2 separate regions of the Homo sapiens genome follow, and region 2 is linked to region 1. Evidence: chromatin loops called from intact Hi-C (ENCODE). Cell type or tissue: pancreas. All regions are shown on one strand. Each heading gives the region's core, and the rest is flanking DNA. Links, peaks and the distances in the headings are about the cores only.

The links. Peaks named below come from ENCODE experiments on the same cell type or tissue, not always from the same donor. Only the 100,000 strongest peaks of a DNase experiment are listed, where the experiment ranks them.
Region 2: a loop joins it to region 1, with 4 times the contacts of the local background. A loop is called at or near these places in 2 of 110 quality-filtered maps.

What each region holds. Positions count from the first base shown.
Region 1 is chr20:63,087,279-63,101,795 of GRCh38, reverse strand. HAR1B (highly accelerated region 1B) reads left to right here. Exons shown (of 3, transcript NR_152601.1): 2 at 5,613-5,759; 3 at 5,883-6,303. It overlaps HAR1A (highly accelerated region 1A), which reads right to left and starts at 504. Exons shown (of 2, transcript NR_003244.2): 1 at 1-504. In pancreas, for the core only: no CTCF peak of the experiment used is centred there; no DNase peak of the experiment used is centred there.
Region 2 is chr20:63,025,422-63,041,850 of GRCh38, reverse strand. It overlaps LINC00029 (long intergenic non-protein coding RNA 29), which reads left to right and starts at 4,823. Exons shown (of 4, transcript NR_028295.1): 1 at 4,823-5,803; 2 at 6,130-6,286; 3 at 6,410-6,568; 4 at 7,183-7,634. LINC01056 (long intergenic non-protein coding RNA 1056) reads right to left here and starts at 3,840. Exons shown (of 6, transcript NR_033369.1): 1 at 3,666-3,840. It overlaps LOC105372718 (a long non-coding RNA gene), which reads left to right and starts at 14,095. Exons shown (of 3, transcript XR_007067718.1): 1 at 14,095-14,646; 2 at 14,735-14,953; 3 at 15,326-16,429. RefSeq lists enhancers at 6,317-7,040, 7,041-7,765, 8,489-9,213, 12,684-13,235 and a silencer at 13,530-13,599. In pancreas, for the core only: no CTCF peak of the experiment used is centred there; no DNase peak of the experiment used is centred there; H3K4me3 peaks cover 401 bases; H3K27me3 peaks cover 1,712 bases.

The DNA of each region.
Region 1 (14,517 bases), core at 3,925-8,924:
TGCAAATGTGTGTGACAGAGAGAGGAGGGAGAGAGAGGGGGAGAGAGAGGGAGAGAGAGGGAGAGAGAGGGAGGGGGAGAGAGGGAGAGGGAGAGGGGGAGAGGGAGGGAGAGGGAGGGGGGAGAGAGGGAGAGGGAGAGAGAGAGGGAGAGGGAGAGAGAGGGAGAGAGAGGGAGAGAGAGGGAGAGAGGGAGAGAGAGAGGGAGAGAGAGAGAGGGAGAGAGAGAGAGAGAGAGAGAATGTGCCTCTCAGGAATGGTCAAATATCCTCCTGACACACCTGGTTGGCCCAATGCAGGGACAGAGAGGGGGATGACCTGATGGCTTTGCCTTCCACCCACCCAGCGCCTGCCCATCAGTACAGCAGGGCTGCCCTGCCCGCCTGCGACCCACCTTTCCCGACAGCCTGTGTGCTTTCTCCCCGAGTCTCCAGGACAGCCCACTAGTGGCATGGCGGTTCCCTGGGTGGGAGGAGCGGAACCCTTCAGGCCCCCTCAACACTCCCCCAAAACCTCCCTGGGGGCCCCCACTGGCTTCAGCGCCCTGCAAAAGGCTGACTAGGATCCATGTGCACACTCCGTGTGCCACTGCTGCCAGGGCCCCCAGCCCCAGGCTGCCTCCCTCCCTCTCTGTCAGGAGCTGGGTTGGCCTGGGAGGGTTGTGGTGCCGCTGACTGCTCCCGGGCAGGGGCCATCTCATCTCTGTTCTCACCGTGCAGGCAGCAGCAGGAAGGGAGGCAAAAGGAGGGAGTGGGGAGAAGGAGGGGGCGCTGACCACATGAAGAGACGCTTCTTCCCTGGTGCTCCATCTCCCTCCCCGTCCCCCAGTGGACACCCTGGACCAAGCTGAGCCCACAAGGGTGCCCACCCTGCATGCTTGTCCCCATCAGCTCCGTGTGGCCCCCTCAGGCAGTTTCCACAGTGAGCTCAGGTGCAGCAGGGGTCCCGAGCACAGAAATGACCAGGAGACCCTGGCCCTGCCCCTGGGGCCCTAGAAACAGCTCCTGCTCTTGAATTCCCCACCCCTGTGTGCTCAATTTCTCTGGGCCTCTGGGTGCTTTTGAGGTTCCTGGCATTTACCAAGGAGAAAGATGCAGGAGGGGAGGCTGCAGGGCTGTGGGGATGGTGAAGTCCAACCCAGCCACCCCCAGCAGGATGGTGTGTGGGGCCGGACACCTACCAAGATCTCTTCCCAGCTTTTCTGTGGGAAGGAGCCGGCCAGGGCCAGAACCCTGGCTGAGACATGAAGCTAAAAGTGCCTGAGGACTTGGTCCCAGGTCTCTGTCCTCCTCCCCAAATGCCTCCGGAGCCTTCATCTCTTCAGGCACCTCACTCACTTCCACCCAACCCCGCCTGCCCTGGGCGGACCCTCCCCCAGCTCTGCCCTCCCCCACACCCCAAACCCACCCTCCCCATTCTGTTAAAACAAAGCCCCTCTTAGCAGGGTATGTCACGTGGCGCTGCCGAATTATTCCATTAATTTATTATTCATGATGAAAAATTATTCTAATAACATTTCCATACTATTAATATTCCAAAGACGAGCCGTTGAGAGCCCCTTCCTGCGGCCTCCTCTTGGCGAGAGCCAACTCTATTTTTAACAAAGTGTATTGAAATTTAAATCTAATCACCCACAATATGCTACGTTTCACAAATACGCTCTCAAAGAGTCTGTGAGAGGAGCCAGGCCCGGTGGTCCCGGAGGAGGCAGGCGGGTGGGCCCCTGCCGTGGGCGTTGGAGGTGCCATTCTCGGCTGCCCCCAGCCCTGCAGATGGAATCTCTGTGCCACAGCCCCTTTCCTCACTGGGGGAGCCGGGCCAGGCGACCCCTCCTTGCTGCTTCTCTCCCTCCCTCCTTCCTTTTTTTCCTTGTCCCACCCCTCAGTCCATCCAGAGACTCTCAGAGTTTGGCTCTAGGCAGGGGGTATACGGGGGTCTCTAACGGGAGCTGACGTCTGAGGTCAGGCGTCCTCAGGAGAGGGTGGAGCCGCTCCCTGGCTGAGACAACCTTTTCTGACCACTCCCTCCTCCCTTTGGCTGCCTTCTCTATGTGGAGGGGTCTTTGGCCCCACCCCCAATGCACACTGCAGCCCAAGGTGGGCTGGAGTCCAGCTGCCCAGGGAGGGTCCTCATGGGCACCTTGGGGGACATCTTGTCTTGTTCCCTCTTCCGAGGTCGTGCCACATGCCTGCTGCACACAGACACCTCCGTCCATTGCTCAGTCATACGTGTACACACAGGCAGCCTCAATCATCCATCCGGCAGGGGGGGACCTCCTTCTGTCTGGGCTGGACATGGAAGAATGTCTGTGGGAACGGGAGGGTATGAACGTCACAGGAGACAAACAAGGTCTGCAGAAAATACTGAGGGAGCTGCCTTGATAGGAGGTGAAGGGGCAGGGGGAGGTGAAGGGCCAGATGTCTCCCAGGAGGGAAGGGAGGAAGAAGGACCAGGTGCCTTCCTGAGGGGAAAGACCAGGCACCTCCTTGGGATGGGAGACTTCTACAAGAGAAGAGAAGCAGCTCTTCCAGGTGGGTCTGAGGGAGGAAGGGATGGGGGTGAGAACTTGGGTTGGGGAGGACACTCTTGTCTCCATTAAACTGGAAGTAGGATGTGAGATATAGGGGCCAGTGAGCAGGAGGCCATGGAGGAGAGCAGAGCGGCTCATGGAGAGCCTGTCATCCATTCATCCATCCATTAATTCATTCACCCATTCATTCATTCATCTATCCTTCCATGCATCTGTCATCCATCCATCATCCATGATCCATCCATGCATTCACCCATCTATCCATCCACCCACTCATTCATTCATCTATTAATCCATTCACCCATTCTTTCATTCATCTATCCTTCCATGCATCTGTCATCCATCCATCATCCATGTTCCATCCATGCATTCACCCATCTATCCATCCACCCACTCATTCATTCATCTATTAATCCATTCACCCATTCTTTCATTCATCTATCCTTCCATGCATCTGTCATCCATCCATCATCCATGATCCATCCATGCATTCACCCATCTATCCATCCATCCACTCATTCATTCATCTATTAATCTATTCATCCATCATCCATTCATTTATCCATCCATCATCCATCCATCAATTCATCTATCTACTCAATTCATCCATTAATCTATTCATTCATTCATCCATCATGCATTCCTCCATCTACCCATCATCCATCCACCATCCATCATCCATCCATCTGTCCATTGCTCACTGCACCGGCTACCTGGCTTTCAGTAGGATGGGACCTTGAGGGTTCCAGTGTGTGTTGGGGTTTGGGGTAGATCTGCATTCCTAAGTAAGAGCCGGAAGAAGGGGCTGAGTGGAAGCCACATGAATTTGATCAGGGAGAAAAGGAAAGCAGGGAGGGGCTGACCTTAGACATGCTCAGAGCTGCTGTTTTGTGGGGGCAGCCAGACGTCCCCCTCTGTTAGGGAATGCACAGCCTCAGTCAGGGCACGGTCGCTCATGCCTGTAATCCCAGCACTCTGGGAGGCCAAGGCAGGTGGATCATGAAGTCAGGAGTTCGAGACCAGCCTGGCCAACATGGGGAAACCCTGTCTCTACTAAAAATACAAAAAATTAGCCGGGCATGGTGATGTGCGCCTGTAATCCCAGCTACTCAGGAGGCTGAGGCAGGAGAATCGCTGGAACCCAGGAGGCGGAGGTTGTAGTGAGCCGAGATCGCGCCACTGCACTCCAACTTGGGCGACAGAGCGAGACTCTGACTCAAAAAAAAAAAATTAAAAAAAAGGGAATGCACAGCCTCTGTGTAAAGTCCTCTCTGGTACCCACTGCACAGATGGGGAAACTGAGGCTAAAAAGAGGGTGACGCCCCCCCAAGGTGTGCAGCCAAGCAGCTCTGTCCGCATTCTCTAACCTGCCGTGGTACAGTGAGGGTGGGTGCTTGGAGAATTCATTCTCCCAGGCCTGGCCTTCAGAGGAAGAGGAGTTAGGAAACTCCCCCAGGGACCCCTGTGTGTGTATCAATGGTACCTCGGAACTGGGAGGACACAGGTGCGACAGCCCCATCCCCAGGGGAAGCCAGGGACCTTGAGGCTATGGATGGGATGCCCCTGGGCCCTGGGCATTGGGGATTTAGCCGGCCCCGCACTCCTCCTAAGCAGGACGTGGAGGGTGAGCGGCTCGAGCTGTGTCTGAATCCAGCCTATCGCCAGCCTCAGAGGCGGAGGCAGCACCTCACAGCCATGCATCTCCCCACGTGTGGGGGAGGGCCTGTCCCCTTCCCACCCCCATCCCCACCCCACTCGCCTCGTCGACGTTCCGTTGAGAGGTTTCTAATCCCTCCCCTGTGAACCCAGCGGCGGGCGGATGTGCGTCCAGGGAGTGGGCAAGGGTCCCAGCCTGGCTGCCCAGGGGCATCCTTGAACTCAGCAGCCTGCTGTGAGGGTCAGGGCTTGGCCGAACAACAGGTGGACAGTCCGAGGGGAACATGCCACCATCTGTGTCTGGGGAGTGTGGACCCCAAGCCAGGTACAGGGTTGTGACCTGGAGCAGATCTGGGCTCCATGGGCTTCCTGCATGCAGCCCGCCATTCCACCCCAGCCCCACCCTGGCCTCAGCTGTCCCTTAAGCAGGGGGGATGCTAATCCTGACCTTGGGCTTCCCTGGGGCAGAATTAGAGTGCAAGCCCCATCGAGGGGTCAGCTCGCAGGAATTTGGCAAGTGTCAGACCTCACGCCAGTGCCACCCCCTGTTGGGGTCCCAACGACGGCCACCACACTCGCTTTGGGGCCAACAGGGGCCCTGGGCCTGGGGTCGTGGCTCTGTAGGGTCCCTCTGCTCATCCTAAGCCCGCACATCCTCCAGTCATGCTCATCACACTGATCCCCATGGGGCCAAGCAGGCCTCCCGCAACCCCACCTGAGAGTGGGCACAAAAGAGCCCAACCCAGGGCTCCTTCACAGGCAGGGCCCAGCCCTGGCAGAGGCCAGCACAGCAGGGCAGGCCCCTGGTGCAGCCCCATCCCCACTGTGGCCACTCAGGACTGACTGGCTTGGAGATACATGGTCAGAGACAGAAACCAGGAGGCAGACGGGAGAAGCCATGCTCCTGAGGCCCTCGTGGGTCTCCCGGGCCGGGCCACTGTGTAGGGCCCCTCCACAGTTAGGTACAATTCTATTTGCTGAGCGGAACCAGCAGTTACAAAACAAAGTCCAGGTTTTCTAACGTGTGGAGGAGACGTGGATGCAAATGCTGGCTCCGAGCAGCTATTCTGGGCCTGGAGCCCTCCAATGCAGGAGAAGCAGGCAGCGGGCAGCAGGCTGGGCTTGTCCTGGGACAAGAGGAGTGCCAGCGAGGTGGAGGCTGGGGCCACGTGACTATCCCCATTGTTCCTGGGGCTGCCCTGTGCCCACGCCCTGCTGCTGTACATTCCTTCCTTGCTTGCTCCTGGGGAAGGCAGAGGCCCCAAGGAGCCTCCGATAGCCCAGGACCTGGGACCTTGGCCTCCTTGAGAGTCTCATCCCTCCTCCTCCGTGTGAGGCCCCCAGCCAGAGCCCAGCCCCAGGGTCTCAAGGGTCCCCTGCCTGGTGCATTATTTTTTATGCCATTTAAGCGGCCACTTTCTTCCCCAGGAAGGAACTTCTAAACTAAAAGCTGGCAAGACTCAGCAGAAAAAAAATATCGAAAGCTGCTTCTGCTGCCCCAGCTTCACTCAGGCCCTGGCTGCTCCTTCACTGGTCTACACTGCTGCCTCCTGGAACCACCCACTCTGCAACCAGGTCTGATGCCCGGTGTGGACATTCAGGGATGAGGTCCCCTGGGGCTAAATGAATGAACAGATTCTGAAAAGCAGAAGCTACGTCCGGGGGTCTCTGGGCCACAAATCACTTTCTGACCTGCAGCCGTGAGGCGTGAGGCTCACTCGGAAGCTCCCGGAACCTGGAGACTGCCCTCACTCAACACTTGAACAAGCAAGGGGCCAGGTTCAATGAAACACCTGCCCGCCCGGCACACCAGGCTCAAAAGCAAGCAAGCAAGCAAACAAACAAACAAAATCAAATCAGGCCTTCACAACTCCCCAAATCATGTGTGAGTTTCTACAGAGCAGAAGCCAAAAATATATGTTATCTAACTAGGTCCTATTTACATATATTTTTATGGCTGCTCTAAAAAATTATCACAAACATAGCGGCTTCACCCCGTTTCCCCTGTTGTGATTATTACACATTGGATGCCTGTATCAAAATATCTCATGGACCCCATAAATAGCAACACCCTGTATGTACTCATGACAATTTTTTAAAAAAGAACACTTACACTTTCCATTTCTGCAGGTTAGACGTCTGAAATGGTCTCCCTGGGCTAACATCAGGTCTTGGGAGGGCTGGTTCCTTCTAGAGGCTCCAGGGGAGAACCCCTCGGCCCTCAGTCCCATCCTCCGTCTTCAGAGCCAGTGGTGTCTCGTCACTGAGACCTGCTCTGCCCTCCGCCTCTATGTTGAAGGGCCCGAGATTCTACTGGGTCCCCCCGGATAATCCAGGGTCACCCCTCCGTGTCAGGCGGCTGACTGGCAGCCTCATGTGTCCACAGTTTCCGTGCACCGGGAGGTGGGCATGTTTAGGGGCCCCCATTCTGCCTCCCATGAGTCTGCAGGGCCTGACTTTGTAATTTGGGATCATTCTTAGGGTACCCAGATACAACAAACAAAAACGCAGCAAACAAAAACACAGGGTGCCCAGCTCAACAGGAAGTTTGGAGAAGCAGTGACTGATTTTTTAGTGTAAGTCTGTCCCAAATATTGTAGAATCCATCCAAACGCTGCCGGACACCCTGTGTCTCAGCCGCAGGATGGCCACGCTGCACACTTAGTGCGGGCCCGGAGCTGCCGGTGCAGAAGGGGGTTTCTGAGTTGGAGGGATGCAGGTGCGGTTCCCCCCCAGCTTCCTTGGGATGCCCAGTGTGGACATACAGGGATGAGGTCCCCTGGGGCTAAACGAATGAACAGTTTTTGAAAAGCAGAAGCTACGTCCAGGGGGTTTCTGGGCCTCAAATTGCGCAGACTTGCGGTGCTGGGGAGACGTTTTGCCTGCAGGCAGCAGGCTCTGAATTGCCCTTTAGCTCCCGACCTGGGGTACAGCGAGAAGGAGGAGACGGAGGCAGACCGGCACGGGGTGGTCAGGGACAGCGGTGCTGACACACGGCTGCTCAAAGATGACTTGGAACTCGAGGCCCAGCTCGTTATTCTGGGGGTGACTGGCTCCCAGTGTCTGGACGGGTCTGAGCCCCACCACAGCTGGCCTGGACTGGACTGGAAACCGTGCCCATTAACGACCCCTGGGCCACCCAGAGCCCCCAGCTCCGGAGACCCCGGGGTCTGGTTTGTGGCTGTTTGTCGCCCACGGGCCCCTCCACCAGCTCCTTTCGGTGAGTGTTGATTCAGGGAGAACCGGACGGTCAGGCACTGGTTTACTCTCTGGAGGAAAGCAGGAAGCTGAGAAAAGCACTTCACTGCTGCCACACTGAGTGTGGCTTGTTTCCTAGAGAAGCCTCTGTGTGGTGGTCCCGGCCAGGCCGCGGAGCAGCGCAGCCTTGGGGGCGAGGCACCCTCCCCTCCCCATGCCCATGGGGCTCTCCTTCGGGACTTCAGCACCAGGGGAAGTTCTTTCTCCAGAGCAGCCGTCTTGGCCTTCAGGCTGGAGTGCGGCTCACAGAGGCCGGGCAGCCAGGAGACAGCGGCTCTGGGATATTCCAAACATACTGGAGAGCTCACGTGTGTGCACAGGGAAGGGCGGCCGGTGAGCTTGAACTGAGGGTGCGGTCACCAGCCAAGTTTTCCAAGGAGGCGCCCTCCAGATTCACACCTGGGTGCAGCTTGCGATGTTTACATTTTTTTATTTTTTTGAGATGAAGTCTTGCTCTGTCGCCCAGGCTGGGGTGCAATGGCACCATCTTGGCTCACTGCGACCTCCACCTCCCAAGTTCAAGTGATTCTCCTGCCTCAGCCCCCTGAGTAGCTGGGATTACAGGCGTGCGCCACCACGTCCAGCTAATTTTTGTATTTTTAGTAGAGACGGGGATTCACCGTGTTGGCCAGGATGGTCTCAAACTCCTGACCTCAGGTGATCTGCCTGCCTCAGCCTCCTAAAGTGCTGGGAATACGGGGGTGAGCCACCGTGCCTGGCCAGCTTGCAATTTTTTTAGAGCCGTCTCTGAGTTCTCCAGCCACCAGAACCCTCGTAAAGAGGGGGTTGAAGCTCCCTTGGCCACAGGACATTGGAGGGTAACGTGTAAGAAGACCTTCTCAGGGAACCCCCTAGTCCCGAATTCTCTCCCTGGATTCAGTAAGAAATTATAATTAATTTCTTTTTCAGTAAAAGGCAAAGCTATTTTTAAATTGCAAGCCTGATTGAATTAACAAAATGTTAGACAATTACCCGTCCTTTTAAAGTTTTTCATGTTCTTTAAAATGCATCTTGAATTTATTTATGTATTTTTTTCTGTTTCCGTCCTTTTCCTGTGTCCTGGATGTTAGGTAAAGAGTATGGCCTCCTAGATACCGACCTCATGCCATACGGATGCAGTCAGGCTCTGGCGGTCAGGAAGGTGGCTCCGGAGCTCGGCTCTGCACCGCATCCTCTGCCCCCTGTTTCCCGAGATTGCTCCTGGACACACCTTTCTCTCCCGCCCTGTGGGGTACACAGCACCCATGACAGCTTCTGTGGGACAAGAAACGGTGCGGGGCGAGGAGGGCGGGAGGCGGAGGAAGCAGATCTGGGTCTGGGTTCTGTTTGTGGAGTGGAAATGTAAGAACCAGGCGAGCTGACCGGGTGGCTGGGCCGTGTGGACCCAGATCAGCACTGTGCCATGGTGCTCTCGAGAGCCAAAGAGCCAGCCCACCTTGCAGGGCTGGGCCCGTCTGTTCCAGAAACCACATCTGCAGCCATACGGCAGCAGCTGCCTGTTGACGGCAGCGTTGGATCCTCTGACCACAGCTGAAGCTTTGACCAACAAAAGTCCCAGGGAGCTGCTCAGGGCGGGATCAGAAAAGAGGGTGCTTAGCAAGCCACACGCCACACACCCTCCCTGGGAGGCCCTGACAGCGCTTCTCTCCCTCCCATTTTCGCTCTGGCAGCCATCGTGGCGCAGACCGTGGAGCAGGGGCAGCTCTTACCCCTGGGTCTGGCATCAGGAGCGTGTCCCACCGGCTCTGTTGCCGCAGCCTCAAAGCCCCACGTGGGGCAGCAGCCGGATCGGCACTGGGGGAGCCGGAATCCATCAACCTCGGCCTCAGATCAGCATCCGCCCAGCCCTCCTGCCCCACATCCGAGCCATTTCAAGGGCTGCAGGGACATTGGGATGATGGGGAAGTGGGCCGAGGACAGCCCCAGGGAAGGCTTTGTCTGAACTCCTCAAATCACCGGGCGCTGACATTTGGGATTTTTGCCTTCCTGGCGCACCCCCACCCCACATGCACACTCACGTGCATGGCGTCGGCAGGATGTGGGTGCTGCAGAGGTGCCCCCACTTCTGTGTCTCCCACGCAGCCCCGGGAACCTGGGCCCCACAGGAGCCAGGAGCTGCAGCACAGGTCAGGAGCAGCCCTGCAAGCCTGCGGGGAGAAGGGAGCCGCCCCTGGTCCCCTTCTCCAGAAACCCCAGACTGGGGGTGAGGGTGTCTGGTGTGGGTGGCCGGGAGTTGGTGCTACACATTGAACAGGGTCGTTCCGGCACCGTCTCTGTCCGCTCATGCAGACAAGGATCAGATTTGCACACCCCAAGTGCAAGGGGACACCTGGGGTGCCCTCTGCAGCGCCTCCCTGCGGGGCAGCCCTTCTGTGGGGTGCTCTGTGAGGAGGGCCTGGGATCCGGTCTGCAGGAAACTGGATGGAGCGGGCCAGGGCCTGACCGTCTCCCCCACCCCAGCCCCAGGCCTTCCCCTCCCCATGCCTGTATGGGTGATCCCACCCCAGTCCACCTGGCTTGCCAGTGAGGTTTGCAACGCCTTCTCTTCAAGCCTTTGAGTAGACTAATTTGTACAGAATTTGCCAGAATTGACAACCTGCAGGTATGATTTCCAAAAATTTAACTGGCTTTTATCACCTGCCCTAGGACCAAGAAGCTTGACCTTTTCTCCCCAACTGCTAAATCGCCAGTCCTTTGGAGCAACAGTGTCCTCTACATAAAGGAGCAGTTAGACTAATTTAAAACAGTATTGACCTTTCCTTCCTGCCCTTTTCATTTTGACTAAATTACAGGGTGCGGCTCTGCAATTCGCCTTCCGGTCTGTGAGTGACTCCGAGTCAGCACCCACCTTGCCTTGCTGCTTAATCAAGGAGAGTGCTGCTGCTGGTGATGCAGGGCAGGGCACCAACGCCCTGGGGCGATGCAGGGCAGGGCACCATCCACCAACGCCCCGACCCAGCGTCTCTCGTGGGGTCAAGGTTACAAGGAAGGCGGGCCAGGGGCGAGGCCTGCCTCTGTCCACAGGCAGACACGGATGCCGAGGCTGGAAGGACCTTCCTGGCCCTCTCCTAACGGAGGCCCCGAGAGGGGAGGAGGCTGCAGGGATCATCCAGCCCCTCAGGGCAGCACTCAGACCAGCCTCAGGGCCATCAGCCAGGACGGCCGGTATCCTTGACTCTTGCTTCAGGTCCCAACACTCTATTTCAAGGGGATGCTGGGCCCTCCCCAATAACTCCCCACCGTGTCCCAGGAGAGCCTCCAGCTGGCCAAGAAGCCTCACCTGGCTCACAGCTTTGCTGCCCTTAAACTGAGGTCACAACAGGCCCTGGTGTCAGTGCAGCCTTGGCTCCCAAGGGTGACACATCCGCGCCTTTCCGTGGATCCCAGGCTGGTGTGGGGAGGGTGTCAGGTGGGCAGGTGGGCTGCCAGGATGGCTGGCACAGGGGTTCCTGGGGCCTGGGACATCCAGGGATGGGAACGGGCAGGTGTCCTGGGGAAGGGAAGGCTGGCCCGAGTGTCGCTGAGGCCTTGAGAATGCCCTGAGCAGAGGGAACAAAGTGTCCTGGAGGGCGGCCCAGCCAACGCCTCCCGCAAGGGTCCAGTGGAAATGTAAAAGCATCTTGGGGGCCAGGCGCAGTGGCTCACGCCTGTAATCCCAGCACCTTGGGGTCCTGGCGCAGTGGCTCACGCCTGTAATCCCAGCACCCTGGGAGGCCAAGGTGGGCGGATCACAAGGTCAGGAGATCGAGACCATCCTGGCTAACACTGTGAAGCCACGTCTCTACTAAAAATATAAAAAATTAGCCAGGCGTGCTGGTGGCATGCTCCTGCAGTCCCAGCTACTCAGGAGGCTGAGGCAGGAGAGTTGCTTGAACCCAGGAAGCGGAGGATGCAGTGAGCAGAGATCGTGCCACCGCACTCCAGCCTGAGTGACAGAGTGAGACTTCATCTCAAAAAAAAAAAAAAAAAAAAAAGCGAGGCAGGGGGAGCGGCCAGGTCTTTCGTCTAAGAAACATGCTCAGCTGATGACAGGGCCTATGAGTCTCAGTGGCCTGGCATGAGCATCTACTACATGCCTGAGCACCTACTGTGTGCCTGAGAGCCTACTGTGTGCAGCCCCCTCAACCCCAGGCACTTCCCAAGCAGAACATGTGACTGAGGGCTCCCAGATGTGGCTCCCGCCACCTTGGCAGCTCACTGATGGCTTACAGAGCACTCCTGGTCTTGGCGTTTAATACATATAATGAATTTATAGCACCCAGTGTATATTGGAAATAGTTTAACTTATCAATTCCCTGAGTCACTCACAATCCCCTTTTTCAATTTCCTGAAGCTACTTGGTTTGAGCCAATACTCCAGTCATGACCCAGCGTGGGCAACCTTTTCCTGTAAAAGCCAGATCACCAGTCAATGTTTGTCCCCGGGGGACATTTGACAGTGTCTGGAGATATTTTTAATTGTTATAATTAAACGTATAATAGGGAGAGGATGCTACCGCCATCCCATGGGTGAGGCCGGGGAAGCTGCCACGCTGCCACAGTCAGAGCAGCCCCCACCAAGACCCTCGGTCCCAGATGCCAGCAGCGCACGGCTGAGAGCCTGGCCCGCGGTCCTGAGGGCACACTGGGAGCTGAGTGTTGCACCGCATAACAACGGGGGCTTTGGGTAAATCTCCCCAGCCTCCGTCTGGTCGCCCGCACCCAGGGACGATCTCCCCAGCCTCCGTCTGGTCGCCCGCACCCAGGGACGATCTCCCCAGCCTCCGTCTGGTCGCCCGCACCCAGGGACAATCTCCCCAGCCTCTGTCTGGTAACCTGCACCCAGGGACGATCTCCCCAGCCTCTGTCTGGTCACCTGCACCCAGGGACAGAGATGGCATCTTGGGTGGGTGTGGCTCATCGCAGCATATGTGTGAGTGACTAAGTTCCGGGAGGACGCAGGCCTGCCTGACAGGTGCTGGTACTTTTCCAGGCCTGGGGGTGGCGTGACTGACACACAGGTGCCTCCCGCTCTTGGGGTTACCTGTGGGGTTGCCGTGAGGCCGAAGTCACAAGTGAGTTGAACAGCCTGGGGCACAGGTGTGGTGCAGGTGGCCCAGCCTGCAGGCCAGGTTGTGACAGAGGCAGTCTCTGCAGCCAGTTCTCACCCTAATGTGCTGGCAGCCAGCCCTGCCGAAACCCCAGCGTGTCAGGAAAAGAACAACTTTCTCAGAATGTGCTTCATGCTCAAAAACGGGCCCCATCAAGCAGGTCCCCTGGTGCGAGGTCTCGGGGCGCCCTGCCTCTGGGCTTCCGGTGTTGCTCTCGGGGTCTAGCCGTGCTCAGTAGGGAAGTCAGGGTCAGGTGCAGTGGGAGGCTTATCCCAAAGGAGGCCAGCTACTCTCCCACTAATGTATAATGATGTGGTCACAACGACTCCATATTTATACAGTAACTACCCACCCTAGGGTTTACCTGATGATTTTGCTTGGAGTTAGCATGTGAATCAGGGTATAATTACCCCGCATAATTGTTCAATCTCATAGTAACACTTTAATTTGCAAAGCAAAAATAACCATGTGATTACCCTGCAATTACATGATAGTTACTATTCAATTACTTCTATAGAGTTTGCGGTATGTTTACAGACTGGCTAATGCCCATGTGCCCTTCCCTGAGTAGTACCATGTTCTCAGGTGCCTGGGTGACAACTGTCTGATGAGCTATGTCTGTCATCAGCAAAGCTCAAGTCAGCTCTGGGTCCCCAGCTCGGGACCCTCTCCCAGCAAGCTCCGGGGGCTGCCTGAGACCCCAGCCTGCAGGTGCTCCCGCCTCACCACCACCGCCGCCAGCCTCCCCACCCCTTCCACTCTCAGGACGCTCTGAGCCTGAGCCCGGTGCTGGGCAGGTGTTCTGATCGCACCTGTTACACCACAGCTGCAGCCCAGGTGCTGGAGACGCTCATCATTGCAGCAAGAGGAACAATGGCAGCCTCTGCTCAGAGCCTCCACCTGCCTGGTCCTGTAAGGAAAGGCTTCCCCTGGAGGGGTTGCTTCATCCTCGCTGAACTGTGATCACGGAACTGCAGCCATTCCCGTCTGGAGGTGAGGAAACTGCGTCCAGACACGAATGCGTGTCCCAAGTCTACACGGCTGATGCGAGGAGGCCCATACCTGTCTAAATCCAGAACCCACGCCCTGGGTCCCTGCAGGCTGAGGTTGCAAGGGGTTCCCTGGAAGGCACAGCAGGTAAACCTGGGGCCGTGCTCCCTCCTGTTGGGCAGGGATAACTTCTGCACACCTTTGCCCATTTCTCTGGGGCATTCGGCTGCCCTAGCATGGAGCCACCTCGTAAGAAACGGAAGAGGACGCTGCCCAGGGGTCAGGCACGGGGCCCCGACGGTGACTGGAGCCCAGGCGCACAGAGCCCGGGAAAGGCGGCTACAAGAGGCTGTGAGCGTAGAGTCACCTCCTTTCCTCTCTTCGCTGATTTAAAAAGCGGTTGTAAAAACGAGCATGTACAGAATGGGCTCTGGTGCCGGTAGCACGTGGAAATGGAACACGCGTGTCATGCATGGGCCTGGAACCACACAAAGGTGGGAGGGGGTTGGGGCTGTACCAGGCTGAGGAATGAGCACGGACGGTGAAGGAGCAGCAGCAAACTATGGGCTCGCGGCCTCGCCAGTCGGGATAGACACGCCACACCACACAGAGGGCAAGGGTGCAGGGACGCAGGAGCGGCACTTCCCCTTCCCATGGGAACCCAGCTGATTCTGGCGAGGTGTCCGTGGGACCCCAGCGCAGCCCCTGAAAAACAACTCAGAAGGAAGAAGGGCCGCGTGCCGGGAGCCTGGTGGCAGCCGGAAGAGCAGAGACGTGAGGAGGGGCTGCAGGGTGGGGAGTGGGGACCCCCGCACCAGGAAGCCCACTTCCAACAGAGGTGAGGCTTGTTTTCCTGCTCGCTGCTTCCTGGGCCCAGCAGGGTCAACCCCGGAGTCACAGGGGTCCCGCGTGCCTTCACCCAGTGGGCCCAGACGCATCTGTGTACACCCTTGCTGAGCACTCAGCATGAATTTTTCTGCCCTTAAGAATCAGTGC
Region 2 (16,429 bases), core at 4,347-9,346, 60 kb after region 1:
GGCACGGTGGCCCGTGCCTGTAATCCTAGTGCTGTGGGAGGCCAAGGTGGGTGGATCACCTGAGGTCAGGAGTTCGAGACCGGCCTGGCCAACATGGTGAAACCCCATCTCTACTAAAAATACAAAAATTAGCTGGGCATTATGGCATGTGCCTGTAATCCCAGCTGCACAGGAGGCTAAGGCAGGAGAATCACTTGAACCTGAGAGGCAGAGGTTACAGTGAGCTGAGATCACACCACTGCATTTCATTCAGCCTGGGCAACAGAGCCAGACTCCATTTCAAAAAATAAAAATAAAAATAAACTGGAGAAATAAGTTGATATTTGAGAGCTAAACAACACATTTCTAAATAACCCATGAGTCAAAAAAGAAATCACAAAAAAGAAAATTAGAAAATAATTTGAACTTATGAAAACAAAACCACAACATACCAAAACGCATGAGATCTAGCTAAAGCAGGAAATTCATAACTTTAAATACCCATATTTCAAAGGCAAAAAGGTCAATAATATAATCATATTATATCAATAATATAATCAATAATATAATCTTCCACCAAAAGAAACAAGAAAAAGAAGAACAAATCCAACCCCAACCAAGCAGAAGGAAGATAATATAAAAGACCAGAGTGAACAGCAGTGCAGCAGAAAACAGAAAGCCGATACAGAAAACCAGCAGCATCAAACTTGATTTTTTGAAAAAAATCAACAAAGTGGATAAATGTTTAGCAAGAATGCCCATGAAAAAAAGAGAGAAGACACAAATTACTAAAATCAGGAATAAAAGAGAGAACACTGCTACTGATCCTATTGAAATTAAAAGGATTATAAAGGAGCATTATGAACCATTTTATGCCAACCGTTTGACAACTTAGATGAAATGGACAAATTCCTAGAATGACACAAATTACCAAAATGAGTTCAGGAAGAAAGAGAAAACCTGAAGACACCCACAACAAGTAAAGAAATTAATGCCCAAATAGCACTGGCTTCACTAGTAAACTCCATCACATATTTACAGAAGAAATAACAGCAATCTCACACAAAATCCTCAGAAGGTAGAGGATGAGGAAACACTTTCTAATTCATTCTATGAAACCAGAATTACTCTGGTATCAAAGCCAGGCAAAGACACGAACAGACTATAAGATATTATCCCTCATGAACGTAAACCAAAATATCCTTAGTAAAATTTAGTAAATCAAGTCATCTATGAAAAACCCACAACTGACATTACAGTCAATGGTACGAGACTGAAAGCTTCTCCCCAAGATCAGGAAAAAGACAAGGATGCCTGCTTTTGCCACTTCTATTCAACACAATACTGGGAGTTTTAGCCAGAGCAATTAGGCAAGAAAAAGGAACAAAAGGTATCCAAGTTGGAAAGGAAGAACTAAAATGGCACGTATTTGCAGATGATATGCACCATGTAGAAAAGCCCAGAGAACCATTAAAAAAAAAAAAAACTGTTAAACCTAATAAATGAACTCAGCAAAGATTCAGGGTACAAAATCATTACTTAGAAGTCAGCTGGACACTAGCAATGAGCAATCCGAAAAGAAAAGAACCCCACTTACGATAGCATCGAAACGAATCAGATGCTTAGGAATAAATTCAACCCAGGAGGAAAAAGACTTGTATGCTGAAAACTACAAGACGTTGATGAAAGAAATTAAGAAGACACAAATAAATGGAAAGTCACCCGTGTTCACAGACTGGAGGACTTACTGTTGTTAAGATGAGAGTACTACTCAAAACAATCCACAGATTCAACGTCATCCTTATCAAAATCCCAACAGCAATTTTTGCAAAAATTGAAAACCTTTATCCTAAAATTCATATAGAACTTCCGGAACCCTAAATAGCCCAAACGATCTTGAAAACGAAGAACAAACTTGGAGAACTCACGTTTTCTGATTTCAAAACTTACTCATAAAGCTACAGTCATCAAGATAATGTGCTGCTGGTAAAAGGATGGATGTAGAGGCCAATGGAGTAGAACAGAGAACCCCCATATGAACCCCCATATACATGGTCCATTGACTTTCAATAAGGGACCAACACCAGTGAGGAAAGGGCAGCCTCCTCAACAAACGATGCTGGGAAAAAGGTATTTACACATGCAAAACAATGAAGTTGGACATTTATCTTACAACATATACAAAAATTAACATGAAATGGATCAAAGACCTAAATGTAAGAGCTAAAACTATAAAACGCTTAGAAGAAAACATAGGGGCAAATTATCACGACCTTCAACATGGCAATGGTAAATGGCACAGAAAGCATAGGCAACAAAAGAAAAAAGACAGGGCCAGGCATGGTGGCTCACGCCTGTAATCCCAGCACTTTGGGAGGCTGAGGCAGGAGGATCACCTGAGGTCAGGAGTTCAAGACCAGCCTGGCCAACATGGCAAAACCCTGTCTCCGCTAAAAATAAAAAAATTAGCCAGGCATGATAGTGGGTACCTGTAATCCCAGCTACTCTAGAGGCTGAGGCAGGAGAATCGCTTGAACCTAGGAGGCAAAGGTTGTAGTGAGCCAGGATCGCACCACTGCACTCCAGCCTGGGGGACAGATTGAGACTCTGTCTCAAAAAAAAAAAAATTTTTTTAACAGAAAACAGATAAATTGGATTCATCAAAATTAAAGTTGTTCTGCATTAAAAGACACTATCAAGAAAGTGAAACGTCAGCCGGGCGCAGTGGCTCATGCCTGTCATCCCAGCACTTTGGGAGGCCGAGGCGGGCGGATCACGAGGTCAGGAGATCGAGACCATCCTGGCTAACACAGTGAAACCCCGTCTCTACTAAAAATACAAAAAATTAGCCGGGCGTGGTGGCAGGCGCCTGTGGTCCCAGCTACTCGGGAGGCTGAGGCAGAAGAATGGCGCGAACCCGGGAGGCGGAGCTTGCGGTGAGCCGAGATCCCGCCACTGCACTCCAGCTTGGGTGACAGAGCGAGACTCCTTCTCAAAAACGAAAAAAAAAAAAAAAAAAGAAAGTGAAACGTCAACCACAGAGTGGGAGAAAATATTTGCAAATCATATATCTGATAAGGGTTTTAATACCCAGGATTTATAAAGAACTGCTACACTTCAACAACAAAAAAATTCCATTTAAAAATAGGCAAAGGACTCGAATAGATGTTTCTCCAAATAAGATATAAAATGGCCAATAAGCACATGAAAAGATGCTCAACAGCACTCACTGGTCACTAGGGAAATGTGAATCAAAACCACAGAGACACCACCTCACATGCGATAGGACGGCTGCTCTCCAAAAAACAAAAAATTAGTTGGGTGTGGTGGCATGCGCTTGTAATCCCAGCTACTCGAGAGGCTAAGGCAGGAGAATCGCTTGAACCCGGGAGGTGGAGGTTGCAGTGAGCTGAGATTGGACCACTGCACTCCAGCCTGGGCAACAGAGTGAGACCCTGTCTCAAAAAAATAAATAAATAAAAATAAAATAACAAGCCTCAGAGAGGATGTGGAGAAGTTGGAATTGATGGCGGGAATGTAAAATGGAGCAGCCACCGTGGGAGACGATTTGGCAGCTCCTCAAATAGTGGAACACCGAACTGCCTTACGATCCAGCAATTCCACTCCCAAGGGTAGGTCCGGAAGAATGAAGACAAACACCCAAACAGACACTTAGGCTCCCATACCAGCGTTACTCACAATGGCTGAAAGGTGGAAACAGCACAGTTGCCCCCAGCAGATGAATGGAGGACAAAATGCGGTCCATCCACCCATGGGAATAGGATTCAGCCAGAAAAATGAAGGAAGTCTGACACTCGCTACCAGGTAAATAACTTTGGAAGCGCTGTGCTGAGCGACCTCGGAAGCACTATGCTGAGTGACCTCGGAAGCCCCGTGCTGAGCGACCTCGGAAGTGCCGTGCTGAGCGACCCCGGAAGCCCCGTGCTGAGCGACCCCGGAAGCCCCGTGCTGAGCGACCCCGGAAGCCCCGTGCTGAGCGACCTCGGAAGCCCCCTGCTGAGCGACCTCGGAAGCATTGTGCTGAGTGACATAAGCCAGAAACAAAAGGACAAATGTTGTATGATTCTACTTGCATCAGATATCTAGAAGAGCCTAATTCACAGACAGAAAGTACATTCTAGGTTAAGAGAGGCTGGGGGTGGAGAGGAATGGGTAGTTGTTATTCATGGAGACAGGGTTTCTGTTTGGAGTTGGGGATGTAGCTGGTGGTGATGGTGACACAACATCGTGAATGTAATTAATGCTGCTGAGCGGGACACTTACTTAATTTTTTTAACTTAGCAAACCAAATTCGACTATTTATTTATTTATTTTGAAACAGGGTCTCACTCTGTCACCCAGGCAATGGCACGATCTCGGCTCACTGCAGCCTCGACCTCCCGGGCTCAAGCCATCCTCCCACCTTGGCCTCCCAAAGGGCTGGGATTACAGGCATGAGCCACCGTGCCTGGCCAAATCCAACAATTTATTTTAAAAAGATAATACTGTACACCATGATCAAGTGGGATATTTCCCAGGACTGAAAGATTGGTTTAACAGCCAGAACTCAATTAATGTAATAAATCATATTAATAAAATAAAGGACAAAAGCCACATGATCATCCCAACTGATATAGAAAATCCATTTGACAAAATCTGACACCCATTTATAATTAAAAAAAAACTTTCAACAAACCAGAAATGAGAGTGAACCTCCTCAACCTAGCAATGGAATCTATGGAAACCTACAGCACGCTTCCTGGGGAAAGCCTGACCGTCTCGAATCTATGGAAACCTACAGCACGCTTCCTGGGGAAAGCCTGACCGTCTCCCCACGGAAGGGAGCAAGTCAAGGGGACCCTCCCCTCCCGCTCCTCCCACACTGCACAGCGGGTTCCAGCCAGGGCAGTGAGGCAAGAACATGGAACTCAAATCACCGAGATTAGCAAAAAAGATGTAGAAGTACGCCTCACGCCGTAGGTGGAATCGCCTAAGGAATCTACAAAGATAAAATAAAATGAAGTAAAACCTGATAAGATGATCGAAGGAGTTTAACAAGATCATGGGGCGTAGGATATTTCTGCACTGACAGTGAACACCCCAAGATGAAATGCAGAAAGCGTCCTGGTCAAATAGCATCAGAAAGAATAAGCTACTTAGGAATAATTTCGCAAAGGAAGTGTGAGACTTGTACGCTGCAAACTGCGAAACATGGCTGGTAAAAAGACCCAAAGAAAACCTGAACAGATGGAGAGACTTCCCACATCGAGGCTGAAAGGCTGAACCCTGCGCAGACGGCGGGGCTCCCGCGGTGCTCCGTGTGGCCTTCATCCCCCTCTGGCCGTGTTCCCTCCCCGGCTCAGAGCCACTCCTCCTAGTTACCACCCTCGGCCCTCCCTCTGCAAGCCCAGGATGCCCGGGCCACAGGCCGGTGAGCTGGGGATCCAGCCTCTCCTGGCGTTTTACCCACGTAGGTGACAACTGACGGCACTGGAGCAGAGAGGCTGACTGCCCGAGGAGACCAGGGAGGCTTGGACCCCAGGCTGGAGGGGGCCGGGGACCCAGACCCACTCACTTGATTTGGAAGGACACAGGGCTGTCAAACCTATGCAGGGTCATCACACCCGGCCCTTCGTTTGTCCCTTTTCGGCCAAGCTCAGGACCCTGTAACCCAGGAAGACAAGCTCGTGGTTCTGAGATGACCCAGGGAATTGGCCAATCCCACCCGAAACCCTTGTTCCTTCCTCTGGTCATTGACGTTCCTCCCAGACGGCTTCGAGAGCCCCGCAGATCCTTCCACTACTCCCCAGCCTAGAAGATCCAGGTGTGCGGGGGACCCTGGCAGGGGACATACCTGCTCGGCGCTGGCCTGTCCTTTACTCAGAGAGGCAGCCGAGGGGGGTTGGGGTTAAGGGGGCCATAGAGGGAGAAGGGTGAGCCGCAAAGAGGGGGACCTCGAAGAAAGCAGCACCTTCCGCTCCCGCCGAGTCAGCTGCCACCTTCTCTGTGTCCCTGTGTCCTCCTGCTCTGCCCTGCCCTCAGCCAGCTGCCATCTTCTCTGTGTCCCCGTGTCCTCCTGCTCTGCCCTGCCCTCGCCAGCTGATACCTTCTCTGTGTCCCTGTGTCCTCCCGCTCTGCCCTGCCCTCCAGGGACAGAAGCCCTCGAGGTTCTGGCTGGGCCCACGTGCTGAGATGCCTCTGAGAAAGCTGTCTTTCCATGGTGGATCCCGCTGGATGCCCGTGAACACGGGGCCAGCTTGCAGAGAGCTGGAAGGAGGCCTCCTGGCGGCACCCAGGCCTGACACAGGTGACGGAGCAGGGGAATGGCTCAAGGTGAGGAGGGTGGCCTGAGGGCAGCTCCGGCCGGGTTTCAGAGCCCCGTTCAGTCCCCTGCAGTGCCATCTGGATTGGATCGTCCGTTTGTCCACAGGATGGCACAGCAGATGCAACCGTGGGCCTGGGGCCTGGGGTTCCTGGTTGGTGGCCAGGAGAGGCGGCCAGAAGACTCCATGGCTCCCAGGGCCCAGTCGCAGCTGAGAGGCTCCCCGTCACGATGGCCAATAGCCCTTTCTCCAAGGACAAGGATGGGGTGATGGCACAACATGTGTGGGTCGAGCACACCTACCCATGTGCACACATGGGTGTGCATGTCCTGCTGGTGGCTGACCCGTGACCCTGCATGCGTGTCCTGCGGGTGGCTGACCCGTGACCCTGCATGCGTGTCCTGCTGGTGGCTGACCCGTGACCCTGCATGCGTGTCCTGCTGGTGGCTGACCCGTGACCCTGCATGCGTGTCCTGCGGGTGGCTGACCCCTGACCCTGCATGCGTGTCCTGCGGGTGGCTGACCCGTGACCCTGCATGCGTGTCCTGCGGGTGGCTGACCCGTGACCCTGCATGCGTGTCCTGCGGGTGGCTGACCCGTGACCCTGCATGCGTGTCCTGTGGGTGGCTGACCCGTGACCCTGCATGCGTGTCCTGCTGGTGGCTGACCCGTGACCTTGCATGCGTGTCCTGCGGGTGGGTGACCTGTGACCCTACAAGCATGTCCTGCTCACGGGCACACCGTCTGCCTGTGCACAGGCCTCTGCCTGCCCACCTGGCGGAGTCCTGCCTGGATGCTTTAGCGTCTCCAGCCTCTGTGCGCTTTGCTTCTTTGCTCGGATTTCATTTCTGATTGCGGAATTTTACTCTCAAACCAAAAGATGCTACATGCCGCTCCTGACGCCGTGGCACGGAATCACGCTGCGCGTCCCTTGTTTCCGGATTTCTCTTCTGTGGCTTATTGATGGCACTCAAGCACCGCACAGCAATGACGTCTGTCCTGGCAGGGCACACGCACTCTGCGTCTGAATGAGTATTGAGCTAATTCCAAAGCCCAGCAGAGACGTGGGCGCGCGTTTATCTGGAGGAGACCAGGCGCGCCATGGTTGGCTCTGGCCGCGGGACCCTGGGCTGAGCACCGACCCAGGCCACCCCAAGTCACCAAAAGAGGGTAGGGAGGGGTGGACAAAAGTATTTATTTTGCCTATTTTCTTGCCAGTGTCCAGATTCAAATGTACTGTTTTTAAACTACATTAGCACTTTCTGCCCTGTGGCCTGCAATGATTGTGCTGTGATTATTCAACACCATAAATAATAATGCAGCATTTCACCATCGGGTGTCACAATGAGTGGCTGCTCCTTATAGCCTGAGACGCTGGGCGCCCCGGGGTCTCCTCTCAGCGCCATCCCATCTCCTGTGTGAGCCAGGCTGTCCCAGAGCCTGCAGCCTCCCAGGCCACCCCTGCACTTCCCTACGGCCAAACTCTGTGAGTTTGAGAGCCCCCCACAGGGTGACTACGCAAGAGGAAAGAAGCCCCCAGCAAGCAGGGCCTCCTGGGCCTGTTCCTCCATCATCCATCACCCGTGACCCAAGACCTCCACCTCCCTTCCTGTTCTCAGGTCACTGCCCACTCCCTCCCACCCCACCCCCACCCCCAGCCCCGTGACCCCAGGCTTGGGCCTCCTTTGTTTCAAGAGAGTCCAACACCTCCCCGACCCCCAGCGGCTGATTCTTCTCTGGGGCTCTCATCAGACATTCCCATCTTGGAGAACAGGGCAGGGGGTGTGAACCTGTGAGCAGAGCTCCTCGCTGGGAGGGACCAGCTCTGCACACCCCCTGGAGACACCAGAGAACATTCTAGAGTCGATGGCAGCCAAAATGTGCCTGCCCCAGGGGCTTGGCAGAGTGATGAGGAGGCCACGTGAAACACAGCTAGTTCACCCATCACTGACGATTGTTCCTCCACAACCAACTGTCACCACCAAAGTGGGGGAGGTGCGTGGGGGAGGGGCCCACAGCGCTGGGTGGGGGTGCTGGAAATGGAGCCCCAGACCCGAGGAGGCCCGGGTGGCTGCACGGTGCAAATCTGCACAGTGCAAAATGCAAATGCAGGAGGAAAAGTGCCCTCAGAGCCACAAACAAAGCCTTCTCCTTCCTTCCGCATTCTCTCTATTGACTTGCCGGCTGTCTTTCATTTGCTATTGAATGTCATTCTAAGTAATGCAAATATAAGTCAAGGCACACACGCACACGTTAGCTGCGGGGCAAAGCCACCGAAACCTCTGCACGCGTGCTCTGCGGCTCCTGCACGATGTGCATCTTGTTCCTGCAGCACGGTGGAAACGCCACGCAGCCTCAGCGTCCTGCTGGCCATTCATACCCTGCCGGGACGCCCTCTCAGTTGCTGTTGGGTACGAAGGACTGAAAGGAAAAGCCGCGGTCTCCTGTCTTTCTCTCTCCTTCCACATCGTCATCTGCAGTGCAGGTGGCCAGCTCACATGGGAGTCCCAGGGAGACGGGGGGGATGTGTCCTTGGTTGTGTGGGCATCTGAGAGCAACACCACCTCCTTTCTGCACTTGGGGCCAGCTCTGAGTCAAGGGAAAGCGTGGCCTCTCGAACCACTGGCACCTACTGGCTCCGCAGTGGACTCGCACCCTGACCATCTCCAGCTTCCTTCAGTCATGCTCACGCCACCATCCTTAGATTGCACTTACAAAGCGAGCATTCAAAGATAAAATTACTAAGAATTTCAAGATTGCTGCAGCAGGGCATCAAACTGCATGCAGGTACTTCTGAGCAGACCACGTGGCCTCCAGGTCTCTCCGCTGAAGACGGCCTTGCCCCTGCCAGGCAGATGGACAGTCCTCCTGTACCAGGGAGGCTGAGGAGCACAAGGCTGGCTGCACCCAAGCCCCCAAGTCCAGCAGCGCAGGGACAGTGTGACCACCCGGACAGTGAGGAGCCCGGGACACAGGTGTGCACAGATCTGAGACCCCACCAGTAGCAGGTGCTTTCTGTGGGTCAGGCGCTGCCTCCCTGATCACACACAAAACTGAATGTCCCGGGACCCCAAGTCAGGGGTTGAGCTCCCCACACTCGGAAGAGGGCGGTGGGAAGGAGGCCCATCAGGACCCGCTGAGTGCTGGGAAGACGCTACGTTCTGTGGACACTCGGCAGGCAGCTCCTGAAGGCGGCTCCTTTTATTTATCCCACGGCAGCTGTCCTGGGGCTGCTACTGGCTCCTGATGGATGAGGGAAGGGTGGCTCCGAGGGGAACAGAGTTGGGATCAGAGGCCAGATCTGAGGCCCCGAGGTCCCCACTTCTGACCATACACCACCCAACAAGCTGGATCCTTCTCCACACTCCAGAGCTGAGGCTCTGCACTCCCCACCAGGAGACCATCCTCTCACCCTCCTCTGATCCAGATGAAATCCAGCCAGCGTGTCCCCACCTGCTCTGTGCGGACAGCCCCAGGAACCAGAAAGGGACGAGAGGGGCCACAGCACCCTGCTCTCCGCCCCAGTCTTTCCCTACAAACAACAAATCCAACCCTCCCAGGCAGCCCCATCAGAGGGAGTAGGGCTGCTCCTTCCCCGAAGGAGAAGCAGAGGCCGTCCTGAAAACTTGGCTGGGGCACGCCCAGCAGGCTGCAGCCCTGACGCCTTCATCGTCGTGGCCCAGTCATTCAGGGAAGCTCTGGATGCCCCGGCCACTCACCTCTGCAGCGTCACCTAAGATGCAAACAAAGGGCCCCTCAGTGGCTCTTGCCCCCACCCTGCCTGGACCCAACGACCAGCACCCCTGAGTGCCCGTGTGGCAGAGGAGCCCCCAGGGCAGCTGTATTCCTGCTGCCAAGGGCAACGGGCCAAGCCAGGTGGCCCCACTCCAACGACACCGTCCCTCCCCAGAGTCAGCAGCAGCCTCACAAGGAAACTTCAAGCACTCTGGGTGCCCGCCGCACGTGCCCACTGGGTGGGGGTTTATTCTTTCACCCAGCCCATGGGGCATGAACTGCACCCCCACCCTAAGGACCAGAGAGCAGAGGCTCAGCATGGGGCATCACCTGCCCAGGTGAGCACAGGTGGAGCTGGAGGGGCCCGGGCCTGGCTCCTGAGGCTGGGAACCAGCCTCATCCACAGTGACATCCTCCCTCCTCCCCCAGCCCCAGGCTCCCACGCCCCCTCTCCCCCGACTCAGGGTCACCTCCTGCCCGAGCTCTGCTGGTCCCTGGACAGGTCAGCCCTGCCCGCCTCCGGCTGCAACACTGGCCATGTTACCGGTGCCTCTCGTCCCAGCACTGACTCTTTATTTATTTTTTTTTTTTGAGACGGAGTTCACTCTTGTTGCCCAGGCTGGAGTGCAGTGGCACGATCTCGGCTTACTGCAACCTCCACCTCCCGGGTTCAAGCGATTCTCCTGCCTCAGCCTCCCGAGTAGCTGGGATTACAGGCATGCGCCACCACACCCGGCCAATTTTGTATTTTTAGTAGAGAAAGGGTTTCTCCATATTGGCCAGGCTGGTCTCGAACTCCCGACCTCAGGTGATCTGCCTGCCTCGGCCTCCCAAAGTGTTGGGATTACAGGCGTGAGCCACCGCGCCCGGCCCCAGCACTGACTCTTGCTGCTCCAGGTCGTCTGTGGTCCTGGAGACACGGTAATTGAGGATGGGCTGATAGTTGCTTTAGAAACGTGAGCAGGGAGCCACGCCAGAACATTCTAGAAGGGCTGCCAGGAGCTCACGAGACAGTCAGCAGGGAGCCGGCATGAGGGAGGCCAGTGGTCTCCCCGCGCACCCGAGGCCAGGGCACCGCCTGAGCTGACTTTTGAAGCCCATCCTGCGTGGAGGTCCCCAAGCCCTTCGGGTGACACGTTAGCAATGGGAGGGCTTTCCTGAGCCACAGGGTCCTTGAGGAGCAGCAGCTGGGACCCCTGGCTCTGGGTCCAGCTCCACGATGCCTGGCAATGCCCCAGCAGGCACTGGGCTCTGCCACCCCCGATGCTGAACCCCGAGAGCAGCTCCTGCTACAAGGCCGTGTTTCCCAAAGCGTGAGCGGGACACACGTCCTGCTGGTGACTGCGCCACGGGAGAAAGGGCACGCCACGAGCAGCGCTGAAGGAAAATCGGGAAGCGGGAAGCAGCCCCAGGTCCCCCATGGGAGCGCGTGGACGCCCCGCTCGCACTCCCTCTCGCTCGCAGGGCAGTGGCGTGGACAGAACGAGGTCCTCTCCAGGGAAAGCCGACAGCTTTCCAAGGGGACTAACGGGACCTAACACAGCATCGTGCTTGTCCTGGGACGGAGTCACCTGTTTTTAACTAAAAGTGGTCACTTTTGTCCCCTGTCTTGACCTGTGAACTGTCTGCACCATTTGTGAAACACTCATGCCGTTCTTCTGTCTCCAGAGCCCCGAGCAGGGTCGGAGCAGCCTCTGGTCCTACACAAGGGGCCTGGAAGCGCTCCCACCTCCAACATCCCCAGGCCTGCGTCCGGCTCCCACAGAGGGGTCCTGAAGGGCCTCTCCCAGCCCCAGGCTCTGCCTCCACGACCCGGGCAGGGGGCCCTTGGTGAATCTCAGGGCTCTGATTCACCGGCTGGAGGCGGAGTCAGGACACCTGCCTGCTCCCAGCACGGGCCATCGGCCTGGCAGTTTGCAGCCTTGCCTTAAAGGGAGGAAGAGAACAAGCCCGGAAGTGCAACTCGCTGCCTCGGGTGGGAGGGCCCGCGCGGCACGGAGGATGCAACTCGCTGCCTTGGGTGGGAGGCCTGCGCCGTACTGAGGATGGGATGCGCTATTGATTTCCCTCTCTCACCGACCCAGACCATGAAATATTTATCTTTCCTCATTGAGCCTCTGCTTGAGTGGCCTCAGGCCAGTTCCCCTCGGGACCCGAGAGTGAATTGTTGGTCAATAACTCAAAACAGTGGAGCACTGGCAGCGCCAGGTCAGGCCTGGTGCCAGCAGCACCGCCTTGTGGGCAGGACGCAGGACAGGGAAGGAAGCCTTTTGGGGGGGGTCCCCGCACCTTCACGGCAGCACACGCGTGATGAATGCACTGGACGCCGCCCTGAATCCAGGGAAGGCGTGTAGCGGGTAGAATTTAAATGAATTCCCGAAGCCCAGTTGTCCAGTCCAGGCTGAGAGGCTGAGACGTGCATGGACGTTGGCAAACTTGAGCCTGCACACAGAGACGCAGAGGCCCGGGGGACCTGCACACGGAGACGCGGAGGCCCGGGGGACCTGCACACGGAGGCGCGGAGGCCCGGGGGACCTGCACACGGAGGCGCGGAGGCCCGGGGGACCTGCACACACAGACGCGGAGGCCCGGGGGACCTGCACACGGAGGCGCGGAGGCCCGGGGGACCTGCACACGGAGGCGCGGAGGCCCGGGGGACCTGCACACGGAGGCGCGGAGGCCCGGGGGACCTGCACACGGAGGCGCGGAGGCCCGGGGGACCTGCACACGGAGGCGCGGAGGCCCGGGGGACCTGCACACGGAGGCGCGGAGGCCCGGGGGACCTGCACACGGAGGCGCGGAGGCCCGGGGGACCTGCACACACAGACGCGGAGGCCCGGGGGACCTGCACACGGAGGCGCGGAGGCCCGGGGGACCTGCACACGGAGGCGCGGAGGCCCGGGGGACTCGGGTGCGTTTGGAGTCATCATGGGAAATAACACAAACCGTGGCCTCGCCCCTGCAGGGTGGGCCTCGCTCAGCCTCCTGCGCCTCCCAGCAGGAGCAGCTCTTCTACTCAAGCCACTTGTGCATTGTTGAGAGCTGAGCTGCTTAAAAAGGCAGGCGTACCTTCTAAAAGGTAGGACTGCACCGTCTCTGAACAGACTCCCTCCCCCAGAGCTCGGCACGGGAGCAGTTTGGGGAGCTCAACGGAGCGTTCTATCCCAGAAGAGCGAGGGGACTCCGCTCCCACACACCCAAGGAGAGAGCCCCACTGGGCCACCATCTTCCTGAGTCCCGGCCGCTGCCCCACCCGCCCCGGGGGAAAGGGGGTGCCCAGAGCAAAGCCCCCATGGGGGAGAGGCTGCGGGCGGCCCCCTCAGGGAAAGAGTCATGGGCCGGGGTTTCCAGGGCGTGGGAGGGAGGCAGGAAGGAGGGAAGTGGATCAGAGTGGAGACCCCCCAGCCCAGCAAAGGACTTTGTTGCCAGGAGAGGAGGAAGGAGAAGAAAAATGGAAAACCTGCTGTCAGGAAAGAGGCTGAGCCTTAATCTCATGCCACATGAGGGCACTCTGGCAGGCAGAGCCCGAGAGCAGGCACGGCTAATGCCCTCCTCCACCGCCAGCGCCCTCCGCTAATTGAGAACCTGATGAAGCTGCAGAAAGAAGGCCCTGGATCAGCTCGACTTGACTCGCCGACGCCAGGCCCGCACCTGACGCTACTTCACCAGCCTCCTCCCCACCAAACCACTCCCCGCCGGCCCCCTCCCCACCGGCCCCCTCTCCACCGGCCCCTCCCCACCGGTCCTCTCCCCACCGGCCCTCTCCCCACCGGTCCACTCCCCGCCCGCGTTGGTTCTTCACTCTTCACAGGGAACAGGGCAAGGACAGCTGGGACCTTGGAGAGGAGGGGCCTGAGCACACAACAGACATCGTGAAATCAAGAAACGCAAAACAGCCATGATAGATGCTGGTCCGTCCCGGTGCGCAGGCACCCGCATAAATTACCCTATTAATAAGTCGCTTACTCTCCTGGTGCAGGCAAGGGCTGGGTCCCCGGGAATTCACCCGCCCTGGCCTGGAGAGGTGGGCCTGGTTAATTTCAGCGTCTGGTTTTAGGTGAACAGGTCAAGACCGCTCAGAGGGCCGTAGTCCACGCCACAAGGCCCTGTGTCACACCAATTCTGATTCCATGAAGTGTCCAGAACCAGCAAGTCCACAGGGACAGCAAGGAGCTGACAGGGGCAGTGGGGAGACTCTGATGGGCTCCTTTCGGGGTGGTGGAAGTTCTGGAATGAGTGGCAATGGTTGCGCGATGTTGTGAATGTGCTGAAGGCCGCGGGGCATCCCTTTCAGATGGGAGCATGTGCAGTGTGTAAATTCTATCTCAGCGAAGGTCAGCCAGCAGGTGCCCTGAGATCCTGGCATTCTCGTGACCAGGCTGCAGGGGGCTGGCATTTTTTTCTGTTCTGTATTTAAAAAGATTGCACAGGCGTGATCTCCAGAACAAGGCTGGAGGAGGAAACCCATTCCTCGGTAAAGCCCCTCCCTCGCTCCCGGCCAGCGTCCCTGGTGTCCCGACGTCTGCGCTCAGAAGGCTGCATGCTCCGCCACTGCTGTCCCAGAATTCTTCATTTTTGAGCAAGAAGCCCAACGTTCTTATTTTGCGTGGTACTCTAAAATTTCTGAGCTGGTCCTGCCCCCCCATACGGAGGGGGTCGGGGCAATAATGATTAACCTAGTGCCACCTTCCTGGTAGACCCAGAGTGAAGCCCACCAGGCTCCCTGCCCCACCAACCCCCAACCAGGCAAAGGGGCAGCCTGGGCACTGGGCAGGGCTAGCAGGGCTGATCTGCAGGCCTCGGACACCAGGCCCCACCCAAGACACCAGCCCCTGGGACCTGCCACCGCCTGCACTCGGCTGAGCTGCCCCAGCTGTGCGGGGCTCCACGCGCTGGGGAAGGAAGGACGTTCAAAGGTGAGGCTCAGTGCAGGGAAGCAGGTTGAGGTCAGGGAGAGAGGCGGCAGCATTGGGGAAGCCTGTATCCAAGACAGGAGTGCTCAATGCCCAAGGGGGGGTCTCAGCTCCTTCAACCTGCTCCTTAAATGGGAGGCACCAGGCAGGAGAGAGGCCCGGGGGATAGAGCTCCAGCCTGTCCACGACAGACCTCAGCTCAGGCATCCCTCTTAGGGGTTGAATTGGGTCCCTTAAGAATTCTAGTGTGGAAGGCGTCATCCCGGTGCCTGAGATGTGGCCTTACTTGGGAGGAAGGTCACTGCAGGGTCATTAGTTAAGACAAGGTCAGGCTAGAGTAGGGTGGGCCCTAATTCAATGTGACTGTGCCCTTAGGGGAAACGTGGACACAGACACGCACGGGAGAGGCGTGGAAAGGTGAGAAGATGAAGGCAGAGGCCAAGTGATGGTTTCTCGAGCCAAGGAACACCAGGATCGCAGCAAACCTCCAGCACCCAGGTCTCCCACTTCCGGCTCCAGCACAGTGACACTGAATTTCTGTTGTCAAAGCCCAGTCTGCGGCCCTGTGTTGGGTGGTCCGAGGACCCCACCGTCCCTCCCACCGCAAGCTGCGTGTCAGTGTACTTGCAGTGCCTTGACACGGCCGTGCTGAGTGAGCGTGAATGAGCCTCCCTGTGTGTGAGCGACGCTGCCCAGGGAACGCGGCACCGCGGCTTCCTCAGGCCCCTCACCTCCCACCCCGCTGCGTGGCCACCCAGCCGCCCCTCTCGGCTTCCAGGGTCCCTGCAGGGACTTGGCACACAGAGCTAGGCGGCAGCTGAGCCGCATCCTTCCTGCTCCTGCCCCGGGCCAGCCTAGTGAGGGTCCTTCCCCCAGGGCGGCAGCTGCCCAACACTCTCAAGACACACCGGCCCGGAACGTTCCTTCCAGAGCCCACAGAGCACAGAGCTCTTGCCGTGAGGAAGGCCGGGTGCAGCAGGAGACAGCGGCCCACACACATGGCTGCAGACACACATTTCCTCCTGCACACGGGGAGCAAACAGCTTCCGGAAGCTCCCGGGCCGGGCGGCCAGCATTTGCTCAGAGACAGGAGGAGCCTGGCATAAGCATGGCTCAGGAAGGCGGCTTTGCTGGCGCAATCATCCTTAAAGCACATGCCCGTCCCACGCTGACAGCTTAAATCCTGTGATCTTCACAGAGGTGAATGTGAAGTCAGCATCTCTCGCCGGGGTGTGGGCAGAGCCAGCCCGGACGCAGCACGGCCTCTTCCTCCAAATCCCGCAGGATCCCAGAGCCCGTGACCATCTGAGCACTGGGCGGGGACCTGATTCAGCAGGCAGGGGCGTCTGGGGCTTAGGAGCCTGGCTTTCCCCGGGATTCGCTGCCTCCACCATCAAAGTAGCTCAAATGGTTATTGGGTTTGGGGATTTTTTTGTTTTTTTGTTTTTTCCTATCTAAAAAATAACAAAAGTCTCTCCA